2 separate regions of the Homo sapiens genome follow, and region 2 is linked to region 1. A link is a loop called in an ENCODE intact Hi-C map of the cell type or tissue named here. Cell type or tissue: mammary epithelial cell. All regions are shown on one strand. Each heading gives the region's core, and the rest is flanking DNA. Links, peaks and the distances in the headings are about the cores only.

Region 1 (5,386 bases), core at 185-5,184:
GTTTCATCTCAATTTTTAGGGATACAGACAGAATTCAGTCATTTCATAGGAGCCTACAATGAAACATCAGCTGACAATACATTTTAGTTTCTATTCATCTGGAAATTATCGTAAACCAGCTTTAAAAGTTTGCCAATTCTTATTTCACTAGGAAAAAAAAAATCTTCACCCATTTTACAAAACTTGACTTTACCAAAAAGCTTAGGCTGATTTTAAAAGCTAGAAAAACTATCCTAATACTACTCAATGTTCAAAATGTTGGTTATAAATCTTAGTAATTGGTTTTAGATTATTATAAACCTTTATGACTACCTAAATTCATGCTTCATATTCTAACTAGAAGTGTCCATGTATGTGCTACATCCAAATACTCATTCAACTTTGCCTAGGAAGGTCTACAGAGAGTCTACTCTCTCTAATATAGTATCAGATTAACTCCCTAAGAAAAGCTCCCTGAGTAAAAGAAATAACTCCACCACACCAAAACACCACTGAAAACCCTTAACTGATACTATAAAATAGGAGAAGCACAGACAGCTCCAGCTTTCAAAGGAAAATAAGACAGAACTACTGTAGAGAAAAAACATAGTAACAGCAGCATCAGCAACTGTGAGAACCATTTATCGTAATAGGCATTGTGCTAGAAGCTTTACATAATCACATCTAATTTCTATAGACACCTTGCAAAGCAGGCAATTAGCATCCACATTTAACACTGAAAACACAGAGGCAGAAATTAGAAGTGGTCAGAAAGGGTCTGAATCTAACCTGGTTCGACTCCAGAATTTGCTTGGTTTTCATTCATCATGCTCATTCCTGAGAAAGGGATTAGACAAACTCACTTGCTGGGCTATCTGGAGAAGAACTAAGATGGGGTTCAGGAACCTGAGTGTAGGTGCATTTTTTTTCTCTCACTTGTTTTTTTCTGATGAGAGAAAGTAATGAGAGGCCTTGTGCCCATGATGACCTGTCCTGACCCTAGGAGAACTTCCCTCACTGCTTTGTAAAAGTTCAGCCACGCGTGGGCAAGCATGCATACAGTCACAGTGAGTTTTACTATTTCATAATATTTCATAATATTGATGAATACACAATACAGTCACAGTTAATTATAAAGAAAAACTGACAGGTCACCAAGACTACAGAATTTCTAGAACCAAGACCTTCAGGAAAATGATACAAAATCCACTTGCGACAAAAACTGTATTTTTCTTCCTTTTCTTTCTCACCTCCCTTCCCCCCAACCCCCAGCTTAATTAAAAGGTATAAAGTGAAGAGAGAACAATAAACAATTATCATGGTAATTTGATAGTAGATACAAATGTTTCAACCACTTTCTCTGCCAAAATTCAGGCTACAGAATACAGGTGTTCAGAAAGTTACAATGTGCAACTGTTTTAAATCATATTAATTTGTGTTTCATTGAAGTGAGATCTTCATTTTATGTTCAACTGCACTATTGATAGGTTAATACCTGCTATGGTTTGAATGTGTGTATCCGCCAAAATGGTTTGAATGTATGTATCAAACCAAAATACGGTTTGAATGTATGTATCTGCCAACCTATGACCCAATGTGATAGTGCTAAGAGGTGGGGCCTTCAGGTGATTAAGTCATGAGGCTGGGATTAGTACCCTTATAAAAAGGGCTCAAGGGTACTAGCTAAGCCCCTTTCTTGCCCATATTTTCTGCACATGAGGACACAGCATGGGGTCCTCTTGTCCTTTTTGCCCCTTTTACTATATGAGGATGCAGTAAGAAGGCCCTCACCAGACGCTGAAGGCTAGCACCTTGATCTAGAACTTCTCAGACCCCAGAACTCAAGAAAATAAAGTTATGTTATTTACATTATCTAGTCTCAGGTTTTTGTTATTAGCAGCATAAACGGTCTAAGACAATACCTAAAAATGTGTGCATGATGTATAAAATCTCTAGGACGCGCTTAGATGAATAACGCCACACTGCTCCTATATTCTAGGAATTACAGTCACATGAGTCAGCTCTACCACCCTTCCCTCTTTTTTCATCTTACAAACTGAAATGCACTTTCTGACCCTCTACATTTTGTTTCCCACTTCATCACTTTATTCACTGGGCTGTCATAAAGAGTTTGAGATCTCCTAGTTCAGAATTAAGCCAGTATTATGTTAATAATTAAGCAAAGATAAGCAACTTTTTTTTTTCCTTTAAGAGTAAAGGCCTGGAAGAAGGGAAATCTTGGTGAGACAGCAATAAAACTGCAGTGAAAAGAGAGCGAGAAGCTGAAGTACAGATTTACACAGGGAGTGGCTGGCTCACGGGCCCACTTCATGCCCGGTCTCGCTCCTTCTTTGAAGGGTAGTCTTAGGCTGATGGCTAGTTTAATAGTGCTGGGTTCCATTTGAACTCAGTTTATTACAATGAGCTGCTGGCCAAAGCTGGGCAGGTTAGCTTGGTTGGCTAGAGCAGGAGCTTGAAGGCCAAAGCACCATAGCTGTGCTGCTGGGTGAGTTCACCCACAACAGAATTCTGTAGCATGATCACAGACAAGTACAATGACAAACGGGTGGGAGGTGTGAGCCGGGTGACTATGAATATAATCACTCAGCACAATATTTAATGAGCAGTCACTGTTCCAGACATTAATAATACAAAGATAATCATACTGAGGTTGAAGTCTTCCAAGGCAGACACACATAGAAATACATAATTAAAACGTAATGTAGTAAGTACTGTGATAGAGATCTCTACGGGAACACAGAGACAGGTAAGGGAGGCTTCCTGGAATAGGTGACATCTGAGCTGGTCCTAAAGAGTGAGTAGGTATGTGGGTGGGAGGCACTCCTTGCCAAGGAGAGGGCATCATGAACAAAAGCAGAAGTTATGTCATCAGTCATAGGGAAAAAGAACAGGATATGCATCAGCTTTTTATAAACCCAACTAGAAAACCTATTAACTTATTTTGTAAATGAAAAATTGCATCTTTACTCACTTAAAAATGCTTTTTGTTAAAATAGGATTTTTTTCTCACTTGTTGCAAGGAGGAAACTATACATTTTGTATATTACATGTTTACTGCTTTGTAATTTTAGAAGATGAAAATAAAACTTTAGTAAGAATTAAGATCTAAGAATTATGACAGTGAGCAGAGGATGGAGGTCCAAGGATATAATACTCTCAAATGCCGGAGAGCCCAGTATTAGGATGAAATTATTTTATCTTAAAAATAAAATATTTAAGGTCTTAAAAAAAAAAAAACCCTCCCCTAACTTCCTCTCTTCCCAATCTCTTGGTAATCTCTATCCTACTCTCTACTTAGGAGTTCAACTGTTTTACACTCCACATAACAACAAGATCATGCGGCACCTCTCTGTGCCTGGTGTATTTCACTTAATATAATGTCCTCCAGGTTCATCCATGTTGTCCTAAATGACAGGATTTTCTTATTTTTTAAAGCTCAATACCATTCCATTGGGTATTAAATATGACATTTTCTTTATCCATTCATCTGTTGATGAACACCGGTTGATTCTATATCTTGGCTGTTGTGAATAGTGCTGTAATAAATGTCAGAGTTGAGAGATCTCTTCCGCATGCTGATTTCATTTCTGGCAGATATATACCCAGCAGCATAAAATAAGCTTAAAGTCTTAAAGATAATTTTGCTTTTAAATTAAGAGGCAGTATATTTTAATATTTTATCATTTTTCCCTAATATATACCATTAAAACCACTTATATGCAACTCCATTTACCTATGGTACTGTGTTTACATTGCAAAAAAACAAATTCAGGAAATAATAGAGCAGAAAATGTTCACGAAATCAAATAATTAGAGCTACAGTTCAGCACTTCTCTCATAAAATTAATGGTGTTTTAGTAACTGTTTCCTTAGTATGTCTAATGATTGTATCTTTTTGTTCATTTTGCCATTAAATTTTGCTCTTTCAGCATATAGGTAGCTATTCTTCCTTCCCCTTTTTTGATCATGCATACCTTTGCAAATCTCAGGAAAGCTATTAGCCCCTTAAGCTGAAGACCAGGGCATGAAACTTCAGAGTTTTATGGTCCCCAGAGATGGTCAAGAACCCCTCTCCCTGAGCACCCAATGACAGAAGATGCTTTGAGTGGTTACAAATTCCAAACTACAGGTCAGGCTGTGGTGGCTCCAACCTGTAATCCCAACACTTTGGAAGGCTGAGGCGGGAGGATTTCTTGAACCCAGGAATTGTAGATCAGCCTGGATAACACAGGGAGACCCTGTCTCTACAAAAAATAAAATTAGTTGGGCATGGTGGTGCATGCCTGTTGTCTCAGTTACTTGGGAGGCTGAGGTGGGAAGATTGCTTGAGCCTGGGAGGTAGAGGCTGCAAGTGAGCTGTGATGGTGCCACTGCACTCCAGCCTGGGTGACACAGCAAGACCCTGTCTCAACAACAACAACAGTAACAAACAAATTTCAAACTACAAAGTAAATCTTCCCAATTTCCTGCCATGAGTTTTTGGATCAAACATAAAACTTTTAAAAAGCGATACTTAAGGCTGGGCATGGTGACTCATGCCTGTAATTGCAGCACTTTGGGAGGACGAGGCAGGTGGATCACTTGAGGTCAGAAGTTTGAGACCAGCCTGGCCAACATGGTGAAACCCCGTCACTACTAAAAATACAAAAAAATTAGCCGGACATGGTGGTGCATGCCTGTAACCCCAGCTACCGGGGAGGCTGAGACAGGAGAACTGCTTGAACCCAGGAGGCAGAGGTTGCAGTGAGCTGAGATCACACCACTGCACTCCAGCCTGGGTGACAGAGTAAGACTCTGTCTCCAAAAAAAAAAAAAAAAAAAAAGTCATACTTAAAATAGTTCTTATAAAACAAGGTTTCAAAGCCCTTCTGTTTAAAACAGTGGTTCTTGAGGGTTTGTATGAAAATCACCTTTGGGCTTTTAACACAGCGTGGTCCAGGTCCCACCCAGACCCGCTGAGCTGCAATCCTGAGGCATTAGGCTCAGCTGTGTATTTTAAAATGGCTCCCTAAAGGATTTTGATGTACATCTCTGGTTTAGAACCACCAACTCACAGAATTTAAACTAGAATCATCTCCCAGGTGCTAAAGTGATTTTTCACATTTTTCATTGCTTGGCAAAACACGAAAGTTCTGGGTTCCCTAAACTAATGGTTTAAGAGGTGTTGTTGATGGGCTTCAGCCATCCCCTAGACCATCTGCCTTCAAACTGGGATACATATGCTCCTAAGGGTATCCAAGGGCTTTCCACAAAAGGGTTTTAACAGTTTTTGTGCTTTGGATTCCTCTAGCACCTGGTAAAGTCAGGCTGAATCCCTTCTTAGGATAATATTTTTAAATGCATAAATCAAAAACAGCATTAGCAAGAAAATATAACCATACTAAGG
Region 2 (5,386 bases), core at 67-5,066, 49 kb after region 1:
ATTTACAGTTTACAGGTCACTTGGGTATTTGAAACCATTTTGGTGCGGATCTGATTGAACCACCTAAGGCTATCCCAAAATCAACTCTCTGTAATAGGAAGATATCTGAAATCATCATTCTCAAAACAACAAAAATTTAAATAAACAAAATGGCAAATGTTAAAATGGAAAAGTATCTATAACACATTTGACAAAAGGTAAGTAAACTTTATTTATAAAAGGTTAAACATCCCAATAAAAATGTCAGAAGAAATATGTAATTGACAAAAGAAAGGAAAGTGCTAACAAGTATACAAAATATGTAACATCACCAGTAATCAAATAAATGCAAACTAAAACATAAACCACCTATGGAAGGGGCAGGATTGAAAAATCAAAAACATAAAATAAACCACCATTTCTTTGCCCATGACATTGACAAGTGGTGGGGAGAGGTGGAAAAGTATGTTTGAATCCTTAATGAAGAAATCCTAAATAAGTGGATACCCATCTTAACCATTGCAGAAGAATGTTTCAAAAATGCTTCTGCTGTAAACTGTAAAGAAAATGGGTTGTAAAATCATATATGTAATGATATGCCAGATTTGTAAACACACACATACGATAGAGTTTATAAAGACCAGAATAATAAATACCAAAATGTTGACATAGTTATACAGAGATGGTAGGGATTATAGATGATTTAGAAACAATTTAAATTTTTTTACTTTCTAAATAAATATGGCCAGGTGCAGTGGCTCACACCTGTAATCCCAGCACTTTGGGAGACCAAGGTGGAAGGACTGCTTGAGGCCAGGAATCCTGGGTAACATAGCGAGATCCCGTTTCTGCAAAAATTTAAAGAAAAAAAAAATTAGCCAGGCATGGTGGTGTGTGCTTGTAGTCCCAGATATTCAAGAGGCTGAGCAGGGAGGATTGCTTAAGCCCAGGAGTTCGAGGCTGCAATGAGCTATGAGCGTGCGACTGAGCTCCCACCTGGGAGACAGAGCATGACTTGATCTCCAGGAAAAAAAAAAAAATTGTATTTCTTTTCTCATCAGAAAAATGCATGTTACATTCACAATATTTAGGCAGTTAACAACTGAGAGATGTCTAGAGGCGATTTCTGTTCACAATTTTCTGTGTTCCAGTTGTTAATGATGGCACAAAAGATGCTTGAAGTTGGACCATTAACATGGACACGCACTTCATACGCTAATATACAGAGCGGAAAGTCCTCTGTTAAGAGTCATACTTATTCTGGGAAAAGGGCCTCTCAAAAAATTTCAAAAGGACAGTATTATTGCGAAAGGGCGGCTTATGCTTTATTTACTTTCACATTATGTTCATATTTAGCTAATTGTAACATCTTACAAAAGGCAAATTTCTATGACGATTTTCTTTTCAAAGTCACTTTTTAAAGTTTTAAGTAGTTTCTAGATAATATTCTTGTACAAGCTTTTCCAGTTTTGGGAAAAACCATATGCTAAGTGTTAACTTCTCTCACATTTTTATTCACTTTTTAAAGTTTTATGGTAGTAGTGACACTATCTTGGCATTATTTCACAAAGCTTTTTTTGGGTATCAACTGTAGGAGAAGAAAACAATATGTTTTCCATGTTTATTTTATGAAGACAATATGCTCCAAGAAAAAACTTATCACACAAAATTCTACTTTTGTTTATAAAAGAAAAAATAATAGTGTCTCCTCCAGTAAAGCAACAAAATATTGATTCTTGCTATGTGCCATGCTAGGTACTTTTTTTTTTTTTTTTTTTGAGACGGAGTCTTGCTCTGTTGCCAGGCTGGAGAGTGGTGGTGCGATCTTGGCTCACTGCAACCTCCGCCTCCTGGGTTTAAGCGATTCTCCTGCCTCAGCCTCCCGAGTAGCTGGGACTACAGGCACCCGCCACCACGCCCAGCTAATTTTTGTATTTTTAGTAGAGATGGGGTTTCACCATGTTGGCCAGGATGGTCTTGATCTCTTGATCTCGTGATCTGCCTGCCTTGGTATCCCAAAATGCTGGGATTACAGGCATGAGCCACCATGCCTGGCCGCTAGGTACTTCTTAATAAAGTTCTTAGATGCAATGAGAAATAACTAATAGCACATAATAGGAAACACATGCAAGTCATCGTTAGGAATCTTAAAATTTTAGGCATAATCTCAATCCCCAAACAGACAATGCTTACCCTCACCATCCCTCTTTTTTGCAATGTTTTTACCAATTTCTGATGTTTATTATTTTAAAAATGTGTTTTTTAGGGACAGTGGTTTTACTATGTTGCCTAGGCTGGCCTCAAATTCCTGAGCTCAAGCAATCCTCCCAAGCAGCTGAGACTACAGAGGTGCCCACCACATCCAGCTCCGATTTCTGGTTTTAATAGGCACAGAAAGAGATCAGTAGGTGCTCATCTCCTTGAAAAACACCGCAAACCATTTCAAATAAGGACATATCTCTACCTTCCAAGAGTAGACTAGTTGTATTTTTTTTTTATGAGATTTCATAATTCACCTTGCCATCTGTTGGGGGGAAGGGGAACCAATGCATGTTGTACTGACAGGTAAGGAATTGTATAAATTCGCTTGTATCCTGAAAAACAACTCATGAAAATCCTCAGCTAGAAAAAAAAGTATGTTTCTTTTGCTATTAACCAGCAAATACTCGATTAATATCTGTCCTTTTATCCCGAACATTAATGATTCCTTTTTTTCTTTTCCATTCTTGCCTAGGCCTGTAACTTTGTCTTACCTCTTCATACTATTTATTTAGTTTATTTGGCAACAATATACTCTAGGAAATTCTTACCTCATTACAATGCTCTGTAACATCAGGTTTCTTTTTTTTTTTTTTTTTTTTTGGCAGACTCTCGCTCTGTCACCCAGGCTGGAGTGCAGTGGCGCAATCTGAGCTCACTGCAACCTTTGCTTCCTGGGTTCAAGTGAGTCTTGTGTCTCAGCCTCCTGAGTAGCTGGGACTACAGGCACGTGCCACCACATCCAGCTAATTTTTATAATTTTCAGTAGAGACAGGGTTTCACCATGTTGGCCGGGCTGGTCTTGAACTCCTGACCCCAGGTGATCCACCCACCTTGGCCTCCTAAAGTGCTGGGATTACAGGCGTGAGTCACCGCACCTGGCCTGTAACATCAGGTTTCTTATACTGAGGACCTTGATGATCCTGGAGACAAATCCCCATGGCAGTCTCCTGCCTTCTACCATGGATGGATATATCAATTTGCCACAGAGATTCATAAGACACTTGTGAACTGAAGTCAGCCAAATATATACAATTCCTCTTCCAGATATATATATAAGCTGGCACAAGATAGCCTGTGAGTTTGTAAAAAGTAAAAAATCCTTCTATGTCTACATGAAAAGTCACAATGAAATGCTCTAGCCATTAAGCCTTCAACAATCACATGCTGTTATTATTAACCCTGTGGTTATTATTAAGTTCTTTCAAAATAGAAGTGGCAGAAGCAACCCAAAGAGCCAAGAATAGAAAATCATTATTATAAGATTCAGGAACATCACACTTAAAAGCCATCAGGAAGATTTTCTTAAGTAGCTGAATAAAATCTTAATAATATAATTTAGTTATGACAAATACAAGATCCAAGGAAAAGCCACTTCCATCATACTTACTATATTGTTTTAATGATACAAATATGCCAAACGATGTCATTAAGATACTGTATGATCTTAGTTAAACTTAGCTGGTTATCATGCTCTCATATTATTCTCACACCTCATCACCTGTTTTTTGATTCAGTACACTCTTAATGCCCTTTTCTCAATAATTCAAGCCACAAAGGATCTGATGAGTGTTTTCTCACTCTAATTATTAAGTTGACTACAATTCAATATTATCAACCAACACATGAATTGCTTCTTTAGGACATTTGAATTTTACTTCTCTAGTAGCAAAGCAAAAATGGGATCCCTCAGGTACCTGATTTCAGACGTCAGCACATAGCATGATCTTTCAGGGTGTGAGTCTGAATTCATCCTTTTGGGATAAGTGGAAGTGGAAAAACATATGTGCCTGTCTCCCCAGCTACCTACCTGTGCTGCTTGGAAGATGAGCCAAGCTCGGCACTAAGGTATATTCCCATCATCACTGCTTCTGTGGGCCTGAGTCCCGCTCTCTCACACCTATAGGTCTGTCTGACAGGCCCTTGCCTGTAGACTCTCATCCTACATCCCCTCCAGAGCTCATCTTATCCCCCAAAAATCCCTTTCCCTTCTCCCCATAATCACTCCTCTTTCAGATGCAGACTTCATGCTGCAAAGACTTTGGCATTACTGTTGTTAGGACTTTGTGATGTCTTTGAACTTTTTTATGAAGTCCTAGAATCCATCTCTACTCTCCTATGTCATTTCTGCCTAGAATAATGATGCTTCTGAAAGTGAAAGGTGTTAACTATATAAATTCTCACAGACTATTAAACCTGTTTTTAACTGGTAGCATTTTTTTAATTAAAAAATGTAAAAATTACACCATAAGAGACTAACATTTGAACAGGTTTTCTTCATTGTACTTTGTGTTAAGCTGAACAACATGAAATTGTCATGTTAGGTCAAAAATGGACAAGTAGGGCAATTTCATATAATTCAATCTAATATCTGACCCAATTTATGCCAATGATTTTAAGTGCCAGGATGAGCTGTTTGTGCAAAGACAGATGACAACCAGCAAGCCTCTTCTTCCTAGGACAAAGCTGTTTATGACTAGTGACCTAGATTTCTCACCCTGTGGTGCCCAAACCCAGTCTGTTCAATGGCATCACCCGGTTTATCATGACAACTACTTCAGGCGGTGGGCAGCCATTACTCACACAGCAGCAGAGATGAAGAACCACCACCCTGTGGGCAAACCTGTATCCCTGTGCAAGGAACAAAACTGAAGAATAAAACATAATAAAAGTAGAGCTTTACTATAATCTCTCCTATCTTATTTTCTTTTCAAAATCATTTTTATAATGTGAGTCTAACACTCAATTAGTGGGTTATATTGATTGAATGGAAATCCTAGATTTAAATACAGAAATAGACTGAAAAGTCAATACATTAAAATGATGCTCCTGTAATCCTGCCCACGTGATTGGCTGGCTCTCTTTGGTTTCAGATTCTGATCTGAAAGAATGGCATTTACAGGAAAACAGCAGAATAAACATGTTATAAATGCATTAAGTCTACATAACAAATAGTCACCCAGAGCTACTCCATAATTAATCATCTGTATCTCAACATTCAGCTAAGTTACTAGGGAAACTGGGGAGAGCGGGGGGAAATACATTTTCTCTGTTATGCTCCTCAACCCATGAGTTTATATTCCAAAAGAAGGTGATTAGGACATGTAAACAAATAGCTATAATGCAAGACAGAGGTCCCCTCTCTGGG

Evidence for each region. Hi-C counts contacts between places; a loop is a spot of excess contacts. Peaks named below come from ENCODE experiments on the same cell type or tissue, not always from the same donor. Only the 100,000 strongest peaks of a DNase experiment are listed, where the experiment ranks them.
Region 2: a loop joins it to region 1, with 1.9 times the contacts of the local background. A loop is called at or near these places in 1 of 110 quality-filtered maps.

Annotation. Positions count from the first base shown.
Region 1 is chr6:136,437,604-136,442,989 of GRCh38, forward strand. The region is part of intron 1 of MAP7 (microtubule associated protein 7); the gene reads right to left. Among named protein-coding and RNA genes, the nearest start is that of MAP7, 110 kb to the right of the region's middle. In mammary epithelial cell, for the core only: no CTCF peak of the experiment used is centred there; a DNase peak (open chromatin) is centred at 2,818; H3K27ac peaks cover 2,084 bases.
Region 2 is chr6:136,486,707-136,492,092 of GRCh38, forward strand. All of the region lies in intron 1 of MAP7 (microtubule associated protein 7), which reads right to left. Among named protein-coding and RNA genes, the nearest start is that of MAP7, 61 kb to the right of the region's middle. In mammary epithelial cell, for the core only: no CTCF peak of the experiment used is centred there; a DNase peak (open chromatin) is centred at 2,815.